Linked DNA regions of Homo sapiens: region 1 is linked to region 2. Evidence: read pairs that join two places in POLR2A ChIA-PET (ENCODE). Cell type or tissue: A673. All regions are shown on one strand. Each heading gives the region's core, and the rest is flanking DNA. Links, peaks and the distances in the headings are about the cores only. Region 1 has its middle 30 kb from the start of PARK7. Region 2 has its middle 38 kb from the start of LINC01714.

Region 1 (8,334 bases), core at 42-8,041, 180 kb before region 2:
AATTTGAGGTAAAATACACTTTTGTTGTTTTTTTCTTTAGAGACAGGATCTCACTCTAGTCTGCTGGAGTGCAGTATCTCGATCTCGGCTCACTGCAACTTCTGCCTCCTGGGTTCAAGCAATTCTCCTGCCTCAGCCTCCTGAGTAGCTGGGACTACATGCACGCACCACTGTGCCCAGCTAATTTTTGGTATTTTTTGTAGAGATGAGGTTTCACTGTGTTACCCAGGCTGGTCTCAAACTCATAGCCTCAAGTGATCCGCCTGCCTCGGCCTCCCACAGTCCTGGGATTACAGGCATGAGCCACCACGCCTGGCCTTGTTTTGTTTTTGAGACAGGGTCTCGCTCTGTTGCCCAGGCTGGATTGTGGTGGCGCAACTATGGCTCACTGCAGCCTGGTCCTCCCCAGCTCAAGCGATCCTCATGCCTTAGCCACCCAAGTAGCTGAGACTACAGGCACACACCACCATGTCCAGCTAGTTATTTTTTGTAGAGATAGGGTTTCAGTATGTTGCCCAGGCTGGTCTCAAACTCCTGGGCTCAAGTGATCCTCTTACCTCAACCTCCCAAGTGCTAGGATTGCAGCGTGAGCCACAGTGCCCAGCCCACTTTTAATAAGGAAAGAAAACTGGACACCTGCTGTTTGTTTACTGGATACCTGCTATTTGTTTTGTTTGTTTGAGACGGAGTCTCTCTGTCTCCCAGGCTGAAGTCCAATGAATGGCCCTATCTCAGCTCACCACGACCTCCACCTTTCAGGTTCAAGCAATTCTGCCTCAGCCTCCCAAGTAGCTGGGATTACAATTGCCTGCCGCCATGCCCAGCTAATTTTTGCATATTTAGTAGAGACAGGGTTTCACCACATTGGCCAGGCTGGTCTTGAACTCCTGACCTCAGGTGATCTGTCTGCCTTAGCCTTCCAAAGTGCTGGGATTACAGGCATGAGCCACCGTGCCCGGCGGATACCTGCTATTTGAAAGTCACAGGCTGGGTGCGGTGGCTAATGCCTGTAATCCCAACACTTTGGGAGGCCAAGGTGGGTGGATCACGAGTTCAGGAGTTCAAGACCAGCCTGATTAAGATGGTGAAACCCTGTCTCTACTAAAAACTACAAAAATTAGCTGGGCGTGATGGCGGACGCCTGTAATCCCAGCTACTTGGGAGGCTGAGGCAGGAGAATCGCTTGAACCCGGGCAGCAGAGTTTGCAGTGAGCCAAGATCACAGCACTGCACTCCAGCCTGGGCAACAGAGTGAGATTCTGTCTCAAAAAAAAAGAACAAAAAGTGAAACTGCTGATCTGAAAACCACTTATTACTAATAGTGAACAACTGTAAACTCTCTCAAGTTTGCTAGGTGTTTTGCCAGCATCCCTTACCTCTGAATAAGCTCCTTGGAATTTTAGAGATATCTACAGGAAGGGAGATAGTGAAAGAAATTGGCTCTTTGAGTTTTTGTGCCCTCAGGGCAGCAGGAAAAGGTGTTTCTAGATGAGCATTTCTAAAAGAGCATCTCTAAGGTAAATCAGTATTATCAGAGCCCAGGCATTGTAGTGAAGATTCATTTCCCTTTCTCTGACAGTGTTTGGGATGGGGGCTCCAGGAACCAGCTTTATCTAAACCTTGGGCTTTTTCTGGTCCTTCTTGAATGACTAGCTTTTGGCATGTTGATAACATTTTTAAAACCTCCACTCTCTCTTATCTGTCCACTTCTTTCCCAGGCTGAACAAACTTGCTTCCTAAACTTCTGGTCGGGGAGGGGACAAACAAAAATTGGGAACTTAAGTGGGAGGGGTGCTATCTACAGTTGAAAAGTGACCTGGAGTCAGAATTCAGATGTGTGATTAAGATGTGTGGCAGGTGGCTTGACTGTGCTCCTCCTGATTTGGGGGTGAGGGTGTGACAGGCGTGAGCCACTGTGCCCAGCCGATTTTCTTTCACTCTTTATACAAAAGGATCAACTTCTATCCAGAATCCCAAGAGGGGTTGCATTCTTCTGCCCCTGCTTTTTCACTTGTCATATCTTCGAGAACTTCTACCAGTTTGTGGACATTTATGTGCTGCATCTCCAACTCTGTCTGACCAGTAACCCTAGAAAAAGTGGTCATTGGTATCATCCATTGCAGAGAAGAAAGTCTTTCTAGAGGTCAAGAGCCTACTGGGCCTATGCCATAGGATTCATTTCTGTAACTGCAACATCAAATGTAAAATATGATTTTACTTTAGTAGCCAACTGTATCATCTGAGTCTGGTTACTTACTCTATATTCTAGGGTGTTGGTTTCCTAAGGAATGAGGAGGACATCATGTTCTCCTGCAGTCAGTTCTCCTGTAGAATTAGCTTGTTTTTTTTAGAAAACACCCTCCCTTTTTAGAGGGAAGCAGCAGCAGGGACCTGGGCATTCAAGGAGTGCTGGGGGGGATCTGGGCTGCTCTCAGACTCTTCCCTGTTTATTAGCTACAGCATCTTCCCCATGCACACAAGGAGTCTGTCAGCACAGTGCAGAGGAAGGGGCTGTTCCTTTTCACATCTGGGCTGGACACATTCTTCACGGTTCCAGCATGAGGCCTTTCCAGAGCTGGCCCTTTTCCCAGACCCTAGCTTGAGTCCCAAGGCATCCAGGCTGGGGCCAAGGGCTCTTATGGGACTGAGCACTAAGGAAGGTCTTTAGCACTGGGAAGAATGTGAATGCTGGATTCACCACCATCACCATCACCACCACCACAATCACTATCACCATCTCCATCATCATCAACATCCCCACTGTTGTCACCACCACCACCATCACTATCACCATCATTACCATCACCATCACCATCATCACCATCACTACCACCGTCATCACCATCACCCTCACCACCCTCACCATCACCCTCACCACTATCACCACACTCACCACCACCACCATCACCACCATCATTACCACCAGCATCACCCTCACCACCATCACCATCACCACCACCATCACCTTCACCACCACCACCACCATCACCACCAGCATCACCCTCACCATCACCCTCACCACCACCATCACCACACTCACCACCACCATCACCATCACCACCAGCATCACCCTCACCACCACCATCACCATCACCACCACCATCACCTTCACCACCACCACCATCACCACCAGCATCACCTTCACCATCACCCTCACCACCACCATCACCACTACCAACACCATCACCCTCACCACTACCATCATCACCATCACCACCACCATCACCATCACCCTCACCACCACCATCACCATCAGCATCACCACCACCACCACCACCGTCACCATCATTATCACCACCATCATCATCTTTTTCACTTCTTGCAGCTTGCAGGTTCCCAAACAAGTCCCGGACCAGCTGATCAGATGGGATCTCCCCACAGGGCTGCATACCTGCTGGGCCTCAGACATTCAGCTACTTCACAGAGCTGCTTTATTTTGCTTTGCTGTTTCAATTCTGCATGTGATCACATTCTCAGGGTTTCTTTTCTTTTTTTTTTTTTTTTTTTTTTTGAGATAGAGTCTTGCTCTTGTCGCCCAAGCTGGAGTGCAGTGGCACAATCTCGGCTCACTACAACCTCCACCTCCCTGGTTCAAGCGATTCTCCTCCCTCAGCCTCCTGAGTAGCTGGGATTACAGGCATGCACCACCACGTCCGGATAATTTTTATATTTTTCCTGGAGATGGGGTTTCACCACGTTGGCCAGGCTGGTCTCAAATTCCTGATCTCGTGATCCACCCACCTCAGCCTCCCAAAGTTCCGGGATTACAGGCGTGAGCTACCGCGCCCGGCAAGTATTTTGTTTTTAAATTCAGCCTGCTCCTGGAGGTTTTTACTTGGCTTAAAAATAACATGAGACTTGAAAGTTCATTGTCTTAAAAAATAAAGAAGAAAAGACAAAATTGTGGCTAATGGAGGTGCAACCTCCAGACACAAAACTTGGATTGATGATGGTAAAATCTGAGAGCCTGTGTTGGAAGACAGCAGCCAGGAGCGAGATGTTGCCCTCTTTAGATTTCACATCTTTGCTTCAGTGGTTTTCTTTAAAGGCAAGCAAAGGTAAGTAAGCCATAACAAGTGTGCTTGGTTCAGATTTCTTCTTTCCAGAAGAGAATAAGATTTCACAAAGTATACTGAAGAGAAAGTTATGTTTCCTTTTTTTCTTTGAGATAGAGTTTCACTCTTGTCGCCCAGGCTGGAGTGCAATGGTGCGGTCTCCGCTCACTGCAACCTCCGCCTCTCGGGTTCAAAGGATTCTCCTGCCTCAGCCTCTCAAGTAGCTGGGATTACAGGCGCCCACCACCACACCCGGCTAATTTTTATATTTTTAGTAGAGATGGGATTTCACTATGTTGGCCAGGCTGGTCTTGAACTCCTGACCTCAGGTGATCCACCCACCTCGGCCTCCCAAAGTGCTGGGATTACAGGAGTGAGCCGCTGCTCCAGGCTGTTTCCTTGTTTTTTAGACCTAGATGGAATGTGGCCTGGCGACAGTCCCGTATTCACCTGGTCCTGAAAATTCCTCCCTCCAGCCCTCCGTATCTGTTGTGCGGCGGTCTTAGGCCCTGCCTGCCTGGCGCCTGGGGCCCTACTGTGCTATGTGGTCAGTCTTACAAAATGCAGAATTCTCTCTATTTGCATTGCTGAGTGACTAGCTGAGGCAGGTAGGGTGACTGGGAGGAAGCTTTGTTACAGATAACTTGACAGCCGGGGGCAAGTTAAAGGATGATGGTAATAAAAGGATGGTCAGGCCTCAAATTTGGGCTTCAGCAGTAAATCAGTGCAAGAATAAAACTTACAAAGGTCACAGGCAAGAGTGAGATCATCCTCTTTTCTAATACTTGCTTATGCTTCTACATCCCTTATTGAGGAATGCCAGCCACTCAGCACACTTATGAAAGAGTAAATTATCTCCGGATGGTGGATAATACCATGTCATTAGTCCATGAGGCATCTAGCTCAGCGCCACCTGGGTCTTAAAGCACTTAAAAATGTAATTATACAACAAATACACCAATACCTGTTCATTGGGAAAGACTCAAATGATACATGAATACATAAAGCAAGACTTGAAAGTTCTCTGTCCCGCCCTCCCTCCCCTACCTCCTCTTCCTTTCCCCAAAGTCCCACTTTGAGGTCTCGCTTACAGTCTGTTTTCTAGGAATTTACAAATATGTAACTCTACACACACATCCACACACATTATGTTTTATACATACACAGAGATTGTACATTATTGTGTCAATTTTTTAAAAATAAAGTAAGGCCGAGCACAGTGGCTCATGCCTGTAATCCCAGCACCTTGGGAAGCCGAGGTGGGTGGATCACCTGAGGTCAGGAGTTCGAGACCAGCCTGGCCAACATGGTGAAACCGCATCTCTACTAAAAAAAAAAAAATACAAAAATTAGCTGGGCCTGGCGTCCGGCGCCTATAAGCCCAGCTACTCAGGAGGCTAAGACAGGAGAATCGCTTGAACCCGGGAGGCGGAGGTTGCAGTGAGCCGAGATCACGCAATTGCACTCCAGCCTGGGCAACAAGAGCAAAACTCCATCTCAAAATAAATAAATAAATAAAAACAAAATAAAATACATAGGATCCTATTGAGTATATTGTTTTGCAAATTGAATTTTTTGAAACAGTATGTCTTAGAAATCTGCTCATGTTCAAGTCCACTTTGTTTATGTAATGGTTGAACAGAATGTTATAGTATAACCACACTGTAATTTAACCTTTTTTTTTTTTTTTTTGAGACTGAGTCTTGTTCTGTCACCTAGGCTGGAGAATAATGGTGCGATTAAGACTCACTGCAGCCTCCACCTCCTGGGCTCAAGCCATTCTTTCACCTCAGCTGCCCGCCCCTTCACCCCCAGTAGCTGGAACTACAGGTACCTGGCACTGCAGGCACATGCCACCACACCCAGCTAATTTTTTTGTATTTTTTTGTAGAGATGGGGTCTCACTATGTTGTCCAGGCTGGTCTCAAACTCCTGGGCATTCCTCTATTAATGGATTTCCCCCATTAAATTTTTTTATTGCAGTAAAATACATACAACATGAAATGTACCATCCTAACCATTTTAAGTATACGGTTCGGTGGTATTAGATACATTCATCCCGTTGTGCAAGCATCAGCACCATCCATCTCCCGAACTCTTTTTCATCTTGTAAAACTGAGACTCTGTATCCAGTAAACACTAACTTTCCTTCCCCCTACCCCTAGCCCCTGGCAACCACCATTCCACCTTCTCTCTCTGTGAATGAGAGTACCCTCAGTACCTCCTCTCCGTGGAATCACATAGTATTTGTCTTTCTGTGACTGGCTTATTTTACTTAGCAAATCATCCTCAACGTCCATGTTGTGGCATGTGTTAGAATTTCCTTCCTTTTTTTTTTGAGACCGAGTCTCGCTCTGTTGCCCAGGCTAGAGTGCGGTGGTGTGATCTTGGCTCACCGCAACCTCCGCCTCCCAGGTTCAAGCGATTCTCCTGCCTCAGCTCCCAAGTAGCTGGGATCACAGGCGCGCGCAACCACACCAGGCTGATTTTTGTATTTTTTGTACAGACGGGGTTTCGCTGTGTTCTTCAGGCTGGCCTCAAACTCCTGACATCAAATGATCCGCCCGCCTTGGCCTCTGAAAGTGCTGGGATTACAGGCGTGAGCCACTGCCCCTAGCCCATAATTTCCTTCCTTTTTAAGGCTGAATAAAATTTAAGTGTATGTATGTTCCACATTTTGCTTATCCTTTCATCCCTTTATAGATTCTTGGGTTACTTCCACCTCTTAGCTATTGTGAATAATGCTGCTGTTAACATGGTGTCCACAGCTCTTCCGGACCCTGCTTTCGATTCTTTGGGGTATACACGCAGAAGTGGAATTGCTGAATCATATGGTCATTCTCATTGTGGTTTTGGTTTGCATTTTCCTAATGACTAATGATGTGGAGCATCTTTTCATCTGCTTATTGGCCATTTGTACATCTTAGATATGTCTATTCAAGTGCTTTGCCCATTAAATTTTTTTTTCCAGGGGCCATGCTAATAATCTGTGTTGTTCCATTTTTAGTATATGTGCTACTGAAGTGTGCACTTTGCCCAGTTTTGAATCGGGTTTTTGTTGTTGCTGCTGATATGATTTGTTTTTTTTTTTTTTTGAAACAGAGTCTCACTCTGTCTCCCAGACTGGAGTGCAATGGCGCGATCTCAGCTCACTGTAACCTCCACCTCCCGAGTTCAAGCGATTATCCCACCTCAGCCTCCCATGTAACTGGGATTACAGGCATGTGCCACCATGCCTGGCTAATTCTTTTGTATTTTTAATAGAGATGGGGTTTCATCATGTTGACCAGGCTGGTCTTGAATTCCTGGCCTCAAGTGATCCACTTGCCTCAGCCACCCAAAGTGCTGGGATTACAGGCGTGAGCCACTATGGTTGACCCACGCATAAGCCAACTTTAATGTTTTTCAATAAAGTTTTGTAATTTCCCCATTAAGCGTTTACACATCTTTTGGATTTATTGTTGGTATTATTAGGTCTGTCTTTTTTTCTTTCTTCTTTCTCTCTTCTCTTTCTTTCTCTTTTCTTTCTTTTTCTTTCTTTCTCTCTCCCTTTCTTTCTTTTTCTCTCTTTCCTTTTCTTTCTCTCTCTCCCTTTCCTTTCCTTTTCTTTTTCTCTTTTTTTCCTTTTCCTTCTTTCTCTTTCTTTCTTTCTCTTTCTCTCTCTCTCTTTCTTTCTCTTTCTCTCTCTCTCTTTCTTCCTTTCTCTTTCTCTCTCTCTCCTTCCTTCCCTCCCTCCCTCCCTCCTTCCTTCTTTCCTTCTTTCTCCTTTTTCTTTCTTTCCTCCCTCCCTCCCTCCCTTCCCTCCTTCCTTCCTTTCTTTTTCATTGTTAATTCCTTTTTTAAATTGTTTTCTGATTGTTGCTGGTATATAGAAATACAGATACTTTTATTTACTTATTTACTTTTTTAAGAGACAGGGTCTTCCTCTGTCACGCAGGCTGGAGTACACTGGTGTGATCAAATTTATGACCTGCTTTTAGGCAAAAAGGGGGAGGGCAGAGAACTCTTTCTGGATCTGTTGATTCTCAATTGCCTTCAGCTCAAAATAATCTTTATGTCAAAGTCGCATATTCTGTGGTGGCCTGTCCGGATCCCCTTCAAGTCTCTCTGACCTTTCTTCTGCCCTCCAGCCTGGGTGACAGAGCTAGAGTCTGTCTCAAATAATAATAATAATACAATAAATAAATAAATAAATAAATAAATAAATAAAGTACGCTTTCCATTCTTGGTTTGCTAAGAGTTTTTGTCATGAGTAGATGTTGAAATTTATTGAATGGTT
Region 2 (8,334 bases), core at 328-8,327:
CCAGGACCTGAGGATGAGGGGACGGGGTAGGCACAGGGTGGAGGAAGGGTGGGGGCCAGAAACAATTAGAGTCAGGTACCTGCCACCCCCTGGAAGACTTCAACTGAGATGGTTACTTGCAAAGACCACGATCCCACTCAGCTTTTCTTCCAGGGGTAAAACTGCTTCAAGAGTAACCATTACTCAATCTCCCTCTCCAGGGAGATATTCCATTATTGAGCATTTTATTATAGTTCTTGGGTGAATCTGGATTTCTCGCTCTGTGTCTTATGTTTCTTTGAAGTGAATCCAGCAGTAACATATCCCTGCTCTTTTTGGATCACACGATGATCCAATTCTGGTGCCCAAGTGAGAGAAAAGGAAAAAGACAGCTGGTGTGTTTTTGGCAGGACTCCAGTGTAGCAATGGCCAAGGCTTCTCAGAGGGAATTATGTTCTTGTCCAAAGAGCCACCTTTGAGAAGGGGGTGACGGTGTCACCCTGTCTATCTTATGCACGTCCAAGTGCTCACCCATGAAGCTGGACTAGAGATTGAAAAGCACTCCACGCCTGGGCGTTGTGGCTTATGACTGTAATCCCAACACTCTGGGAGACTGAGGAGGGTGGATTACTTGAGTCCAGGAGTTTGAGACAAGCCTGGGAAAATGGTGAAACCCCATCTCTATTTAAATCATTATTTATATATATAAAATAAAAAAGCACCCCACATCCCTTTATTGCTGGAGATCACACTGTTTTTGGTAACTTTCATTGTCTCACTCTTTAGAAGTAATGACATGAATCATTTTAGTGCCAGTGCGAGTTAATTTACCAGCGTGGTTTCAGCATTAAGGCATGGACTGAATTTCAGGAAAATGCTTGTGATTAGCATCGCTTATTGCTATTTTACTTGAAGCTAAAAGATAAATCAGAGAAACAATATCCCAGTAAGGGCCCCCAGCAGGCGGTCCATCCTGACGATGACAGAGGGGGAGGAGGAACAATGGCTACACTTTACTCTGAAGTGGCTACATCACCTTTTTCTGGGCCAAGAAGCCCAGGTGCAGATGTTTTCTCTGCAGGGAGTGTGCTGAGCTGGGTTTTGTGGGCTGCAAACTCCTATCAGAAGTTGATAAAGTTCTGGGCCATTGGTTCTTAGCTGATTGGAGAAGCATTTCATAAGCTTAGAGTGTGAAACACCTAGAGATGAGTCATCCATATGGGCCAGTTCCCCTAAAAAAAAAAAAAAAGTCTCTACTGTTGTAAGCACACACACACACACACACACACACACACACACACACACCTTAAACTTTATCAGGGTCTCAAGTAAGTGATGAAATCGGATGTGAGTGGTGGCTCACGCCTGTAATCTCAGCACTTTGGGAGGCCGAGGTGGGTGGATTGCCTGAGGCCAGGCGTTTGAGACCAGCCTGGCCAACATGGTGAAAGCTCGTCTCTACTAAAAATACAAAAATTAGCTGGGCGTGGTGGCAGACACCTGTAGTCCCAGATACTCAGGAGGCTGAGGCGGGAGAATCACTTGAACCTGGGAGGTGGAGGCTGCAGTGAACCCCGATGGTACCACTGCACTCCAGCCTGGGTGACACAGCGAGACTCTGTCTAAAAAAAAAAAAAGACAGAATCAGATAATGTGTGGACAAGCCCTTCCCAAATTACAACCAGAAAGTGAAATCTGACAGAAGGGAAGAACAGGACAGCCCTGGGAGCTTCTAGTCATTGGAAGAGACCGGGGCTGCATGCAGATGGGGACCCTGTTGACAGCAGCCCCTGCCTGCCATGCTGAGACCCTGCGTGTGTGAGCATCCCCAGCTTGGTGGCTGAGCCATCTCCTTGTACCCCAACCACAACCTCCTCTGTGGCTCCAGTCACATCCTGTCCCTTCAGAAGGCCACTCACAGGACATGCCCTTCCTGTGGTGACTGGTCACCTTATTCATGAAGGAATGACTGAGGACATGACTGAGGTGTAGCAGAGTCAAGCTACACCGTGAGTGTCTGTGGGCACTGCAATACCTTGGAGCTGCTGGACTCCTGAACATTGTCTAAATCATCTTTCGCAGCCATCCATCTTCTGCCACATGGATTCCAGTTTCCATTGTGAGAAAGGGGTTCAACGAGCCATGGCATTTTCCACCAGAGGGTCAGCATCTGGGCCTCTGTTATTTTTCCTTTTGAGGCCCAGTTTTCTTGAAAACGAATAAAACTTACAGCTCTTAAAAATACCTAGGATGGGCTGGGCGCAGTGGCTCATGCCTGTAATCCCAGCATTTTGGGAGGCCGAGGCAGGCAGATCACGAGGTCAGGAGCTCAAGACCAGCCTGACCAACGTGGAGAAACCCTGTCTCTACTAAAAATACAAAAATTATACCGGGCACAGTGGCTCACGCCTGTAATCCCAGCACTTTGGGAGGCCAAGGCGGGCGGATCAAGAGCTCAGGAGTTTGAGACCAGCCTGACCAACATGGTGAAACCCCGTCTCTACTAAAAATTAGCTGGATATGGTGGTGCACGCCTGTAATCCCAGCTACTTGGGAGGCTGAGGCAGGAGAATTGCTTCAATCTGGGAGGCGGAGGTTGCAGTGAGCCGAGATGGCCCCACTGTACTCCACCCTGGGCAACAGAGTGAGACTCCATCTCAAACAAAAACAAAAACAAAAATGAGCCGGGTGTGGTGGCACATGCCTGTAATCCCAGCTATTTGGGAGGCTGAGTGGGGAGAATCACTTGAACCTGGGAGGCAGAGGTTGCAGTGAGCCAAGATCACACCACTGCACTCCAGCCCGGCCAATAAGAGTAAAACTCCGTCTCAAAAAAATAAAAAACAAGAAAAACCTAGGATGGGCCGGGCATGGTGGCTCATGCCTGTAATCCCAGCACTTTGGGAGGCCGAGGCAGGGGGATCACTTGAGGTCAAGAGTTTGACACCAGCCTGGCCAACATGGTAAAACCCCACCTCTACTAAAAATACAAAAATTAGCTGGACATGGTAGCAGGTGTCTGTAATACTAGCTACTCAGGAGGCTAGGGCAGGAGCATCACTTGAACCTGGGAGGTGAAGTTTGCAGCTAGCCAAGATCGCGCCACTGCACTCCAGCCTGGGCCGCAACAACAGCAACAACAAAATACCTAGGATGCAGCACTCTTCATGGATTTAATCTAATTATCATGTGAGATGAGTCAATGATCATGAATTGTAGGGGTAAAGAAAATGAGTCACAATGAGACCATTGGTGATGGGTCAGAAGGGGCTCCCTGGTTTCACCCTCCACTGCCCTGGGGGGTCCACGCTTCCCCTTGAGCTGTGGCTGGGTGATGCTGCCCTCAAAGGCCAGCTGTCATGGGCTTTCCCCACCCCGACCCTGAAATTTCCCCCATTTGTCTGAGCTATGGCCACCTTACTGGCTCAGAAGTCAGGCTACAATACTGCAATGGAACCGGGTGATGAAGTGTCATAAATAGTTAATACAAATTCTGCCAACAAGTTTGGGGTTAATAGCCGATCTTAAAATGGGTAAGGGAAAGAAAGGGAGAGGGAGGGAAAAAGGAGAGGGAAGAGAGAGAGAGACAAAGAAAAAGAGAGAGATTTTCTGGCATTCATCCTAAGCATTTCAGCCGTAAACTGGTTTAGGCCAGTGAGACAGGATGTTCTGCAGAGCAAAGATCACGTGACCACACAGTGCGAACAAACAGATGGTGTATCATTAACAAACTGCAACGCTGCATTTCCTAGTCTCTCCAGGGTGTCAGTGACCCAGGCAATTTAATTAAAAACATTAAAAAAAAAAAAAAAAGTGACAAGGGCCAAAGTTTCATCCTGTTTAAATTCAACTTCATCAAAAAAGTGGAGGGGCTATCCCTTCCATGAAACGTCCACATATGAGCCCCTCAGGGAAGTGGCACCAACGTGTAGGTCAGTGGCACAGTCAGGCCTCTGGTCAGTGGCCATTGATCCAGAAATGCGGCCAGGGCATGGCCAGGGCAGGGGCAGCTCCAGGACAGAGACCAGCTCGCCTCCCATTAGCCTCCTGGGGAGACAGGACAGGTAAACAGCAGGGAGCTCAGGGGGTTTTATGGACCAGGCCGTGTACACAGTTTGTCCCGAGTACAAACAAGCAGGTGGCCAGTCTCACCTTTGTTCTAAGAAGCGGGATCCAGGCAGGCCAGGAGGCCCAGAGGGTAGCTGTCAGGAGACACTGGGGCCCAACCAGGGCTTCCCACTGCAGGAGCGGGTCAGGAGCTTGGACACTCTCGGACACTCAGCACTGTCCTCGCTTGAACCTCCCCGGTAATGGCAGCATAAAGTGATGGTCAAGGGGCATCCGGTTGGGACTCAAGAAGCTTAATCCCAAATCCCTGCCCCACAGTCTACCAGTGACAGACACTGTGCTGAAGTCAGCCTCCACATGCTCACCTGTAGAATTGTGACAACATGGCAAGGGCAGGTGAAGGCCCCAGGATAGTGCCTGGCCATTGAGAGTGCTCTGTCGTGCAGGTGGGCATGGGCATGGGGCTGTCCAGAATTGAGCTGTTTTTTTGAGTTGGAGTCTTGCTCTGTAGCCCAGGCTGGAGTGCAATGGTTCACTGCAACCTCTGCCTCCCAGGTTCACGTGATTCTCCTGCCTCAGCCTCCCGAGTAGCTGGGATTACAGGTGACCAACACCACGCCCAGCTAATTTTTGTATTTTTAGTAGAGACAGGGTTTCACCATGTTGGCCAGGCTGGTCTCAAACTCTTTTTTTTTTTTTGAGACAGAGTCTTGCTCTGTTGCCCAGGCTGGAGTGCAGTGGTGTGATCTTGGCTCACTGCAAGCTCCGCCTCCCAGGTTCACGCCATTCTCCTGCCTCAGCCTCCCGAGTAGCTGGGACTACAGGCAACTGCCACCATGCCCTGCTAATTTTTTTTGTATATTTAGTAGAGACGGAGTTTCACTGTGTTAGCCAGGATGGTCTCGATCTCCTGACCTCATGATCCATCCACCACGGCCTCCCAAAGTGCTGGGATTACAGGTGTGAACCACCACACCCGGCCCAGGCTGGTCTCAAACTCTTGACCTCGGGTGATCCACCCGCCTCGGCTTCCCAAAGTGCTGGGATTACCGGTGTGAGCCACTGCGGCCGATATCTACGTTTTTAAAGACTCCTGTAATGGTGGCAAACTTGAGGCTCCTGGACATGGAAGGTGAAGAGGGCAAGAAAGCTGCAGGAGAAACCCTAGAGAGGTGGGACAGCTGGGGATCAATGGCTTAGGAATCTGTAAAGAAGGATATTTAGGTTTTTAGAATTTACATAAGGCCAGGCACGGTGGCACACACCTGTAATCCCAGCACTTTGGGAGGCTGAGGCAGGGGGATCGCTTGAGCCCAGGAGTTTGAGACCAGCCTGGACCACATAGGGAGACCCAGTCTCTGTAAAAAATAATTTTAAAATTTTAAAAGAAATTCATATAATCTTGGGCTTCCCAGCAGGTAAACAAAAGAATCCTAATTAATCTCAAGTGCAGATCATAAGAATTTGGAGAAACTGTTTGCACTCCAACATCTATGGAGATCAGTAGCTTTCTAGATTACAAAAATTCTAAATAAAATGTAACTTGGATAAAACTTGATTTTTGCACAGTGATACACCTAAAAGAAGCACAACTCTGACTCAAAGGCTTTGATGACAAATATAGGCAGATCACATGGCGTATCACATGCGATGAGCCATTCTCAAACATCTTTATCCCTCTCTCCTCTCAACATTTGTTCATCATTTGCTGATATTTATTGAGCACCCAATACATGCTCTGCTCTGGATGCCGGAGCAGCAAACAAGACCCTTTCAGTTCCTGCTCCACTACATTCTAGAGATGAAAGGCAGACTGGCAAATAGCTAGATCTTGCAGGGTACAGTTACTTTAGACGAAAGGCAGAGGTATCTCTCCGTCGCTCAAAGTATGATCCGAATGACAGAAGAATCCAGCCACATAAAGATGTAAGATAGAGCCTTCTAGGCAGGGGCAACAGCTTGTGCAAAGGGCCTGAGGCGGAAATGAAATGAGCCTGGCATGTTTCTGGAGGGAAAGTCAATGTCTCTGGAGTAGGGGTAGCAAGAGGCGGGTGTCGGGAGGTCTGCAGGAGCCAGATAACAAGAAAAGGCCTGTCGAAGATCTAGTGTAGAATCATTGCGGACCCTACAGACGACGCAGCATTAAGGATCTATGCTGAAAGCACTCCCCTCCAGGTGAGCAGACCCAGGTGTGAAGAAAAAGCTTTGCTTGGCTGTGTATCCAGGCAAATGCTGGATGAAGACACTGATACGCTTGAAGTTACGATCAAATGTCCAGGGCTGTATCTTTCACTTTTTACTTTTAAAAATTTATTATTTATTTATTTATTTTGAGACAGGGTTGAGCTCTGTTGCTCAGGCTGGAGCACAATGGCCCAATCACAGCTCACTGCAGCCTTGAACTCCTGGGCTCAAGTGATCCTCCCACCTCAGCCTTCCTAAATGCTGGGATTACAGGCGAGCACCACCACTTTTTTTACTTTTTTTTTTTTTTTTTTTTTTTGAGACAGGTCTCACTTTGTCACTCAGGCAGTAGTGCAGTGGCACAATCTCAGATCACTGCAACCTCCACCTCCTGGGCTCAAGAGATTCTCCTGAATCAGCCCCCAAAAGTAGCTGGAACTACAGGCATGCAACCACCACGCCCAGCCAATTTTTGTGTGTTTTTTTGTAGAGATGGGGTGTTCCCATATTGCCCAGGCTGGTTTCAAACTCCTGAGCTTAGGCAATCTGCCCACCTTGGCCTCCCATAGTGCTAGGATTACAGGCATGAGCCACTGGGCCTGACCAGCCTTTTAGTTTTTATGATTGCTTACTTTAACCAAAATTTTTAGTTAACCAACCAACTGCAAATCCTAATTGTAGTGAATCTTTTTTTTTTTTGAGATGGAGTCTCGGTCTGTTGCCCAGGCTGGAGTGCAATGGCGTGATCTCAGCTCCCTGCAACCTCCGCCTTCCAGGTTCAGGCGATTCTCCTGCCTCAGCCTCCCGAGCAGCTCAGATTGCAGGCACATGGCACCACGCCCAGCTAATTTTTTTTTTTTTTTTTTGAGACGGAGCCTCACTCTGTCACCCAGGCTGGAGTGCAGTGGCACAATCTCGGCTCACTGCAAGCTCCGCCTCCCAGGTTCACACCATTCTCCTTCCTCAGCCTCCTGAGTAGCTGGGACTACGGGCGCCTGCCACCACGCCTGGCTAATTTTTTGTATTTTCAGTGCAGACGGGGTTTCACCATGTTAGCCAGGATGGTCTCCATCTCCTGACCTCGTGATCCGCCGGCCTCAGCCTCCCAAGGTGCTGGAATTACAGGCGTGAGCCACCGCGCCCGGCCAATTTTTGTGTTTTTAATAGAGACAGGGTTTCACCATGTTGGCCAGGCTGGTCTCGAACTCCTGACCTCAAGTGATCCGCCCACCTCAGCCTCCCAAATTGCTGGGATTACAGGCGTGAGCCACCGTGCCCGGCTGTGCTGGATTTTAGGACTCTACTGTTCTTAAATATTTTGTTGCAAATCACAACATTCACTAATTCCACACGCTTATCAAAACTGGTAGTATTTTTTGAGCCAGTTCCATGCAAATGTCCTCATCCTGCACACATACGTGCACATACTCATATTAACAAACATAACTGAAAATTCAACCCCATAAACTTGGCATATAAATTTAGTTCAAGTACAACCAGAGGAAAAAAAAACAGATCTGATTTTTAGATATTCTGCTTAACCAATCATACAATTCAGTCAGAGTGGCCGGGCATGGTGGCTCATGCCTGTAATCCCAGAACTTTGGGAGGCTGAGGCAAGCAGATCACTTGAGTCCAGGAGTTCAAGACCAGCCTGGCCAACATGGTGAAACCCTGTCTCTACTAAAAATATAAAAATTAGCCAGGCACGGTGCTGCAAGCCTGTAATCCCAGCTACTTGGGAGGGTGAGGCAGGAAAATCGCTAGAACCTGGGAGGCAGGGTTGCCATGAGCCAAGATCGTGCCACTACACTCCAGCCTGGGTGACAGAGCGAGACTCCATCTCAAAAAAAAAAAAAAAAGAATTCAGTCAGAGTAGCATACATGTAGCAACCAACTACTGTACAAACTATACCAATACTTGGCTCTCTGAGAGATGCCAAAAAGCAGTATTTTGCCTGATCCATGTGCTCAACAAAGTTAATCTTGTTGGCAACATTAGGCCTCAATGCCAGAAACAAGAATGACGTCAGGGAGGCTAACAGCAAGTGCTTCCCAAGGGCCTCGCCCTGCCGAGCCTCTGTGTGCTTGCCAACACCAGGG

What was found. ChIA-PET counts read pairs that join two places held together with the same protein. Peaks named below come from ENCODE experiments on the same cell type or tissue, not always from the same donor. Only the 100,000 strongest peaks of a DNase experiment are listed, where the experiment ranks them.
Region 1: POLR2A ChIA-PET joins it to region 2 with 10 read pairs; 5 of 35 experiments call an interaction of 5 or more read pairs at or near these places.

Annotation. Positions count from the first base shown.
Region 1 is chr1:7,987,390-7,995,723 of GRCh38, forward strand. No RefSeq gene overlaps it. Among named protein-coding and RNA genes, the nearest start is that of PARK7, 30 kb to the left of the region's middle. RefSeq lists enhancers at 1,321-1,380, 4,449-4,979. In A673, for the core only: no CTCF peak of the experiment used is centred there; no DNase peak of the experiment used is centred there.
Region 2 is chr1:8,166,267-8,174,600 of GRCh38, forward strand. No RefSeq gene overlaps it. Among named protein-coding and RNA genes, the nearest start is that of LINC01714, 38 kb to the right of the region's middle. RefSeq lists enhancers at 683-1,356, 6,790-7,320. In A673, for the core only: no CTCF peak of the experiment used is centred there; DNase peaks (open chromatin) are centred at 3,175, 3,655 and 8,275; H3K27ac peaks cover 1,504 bases.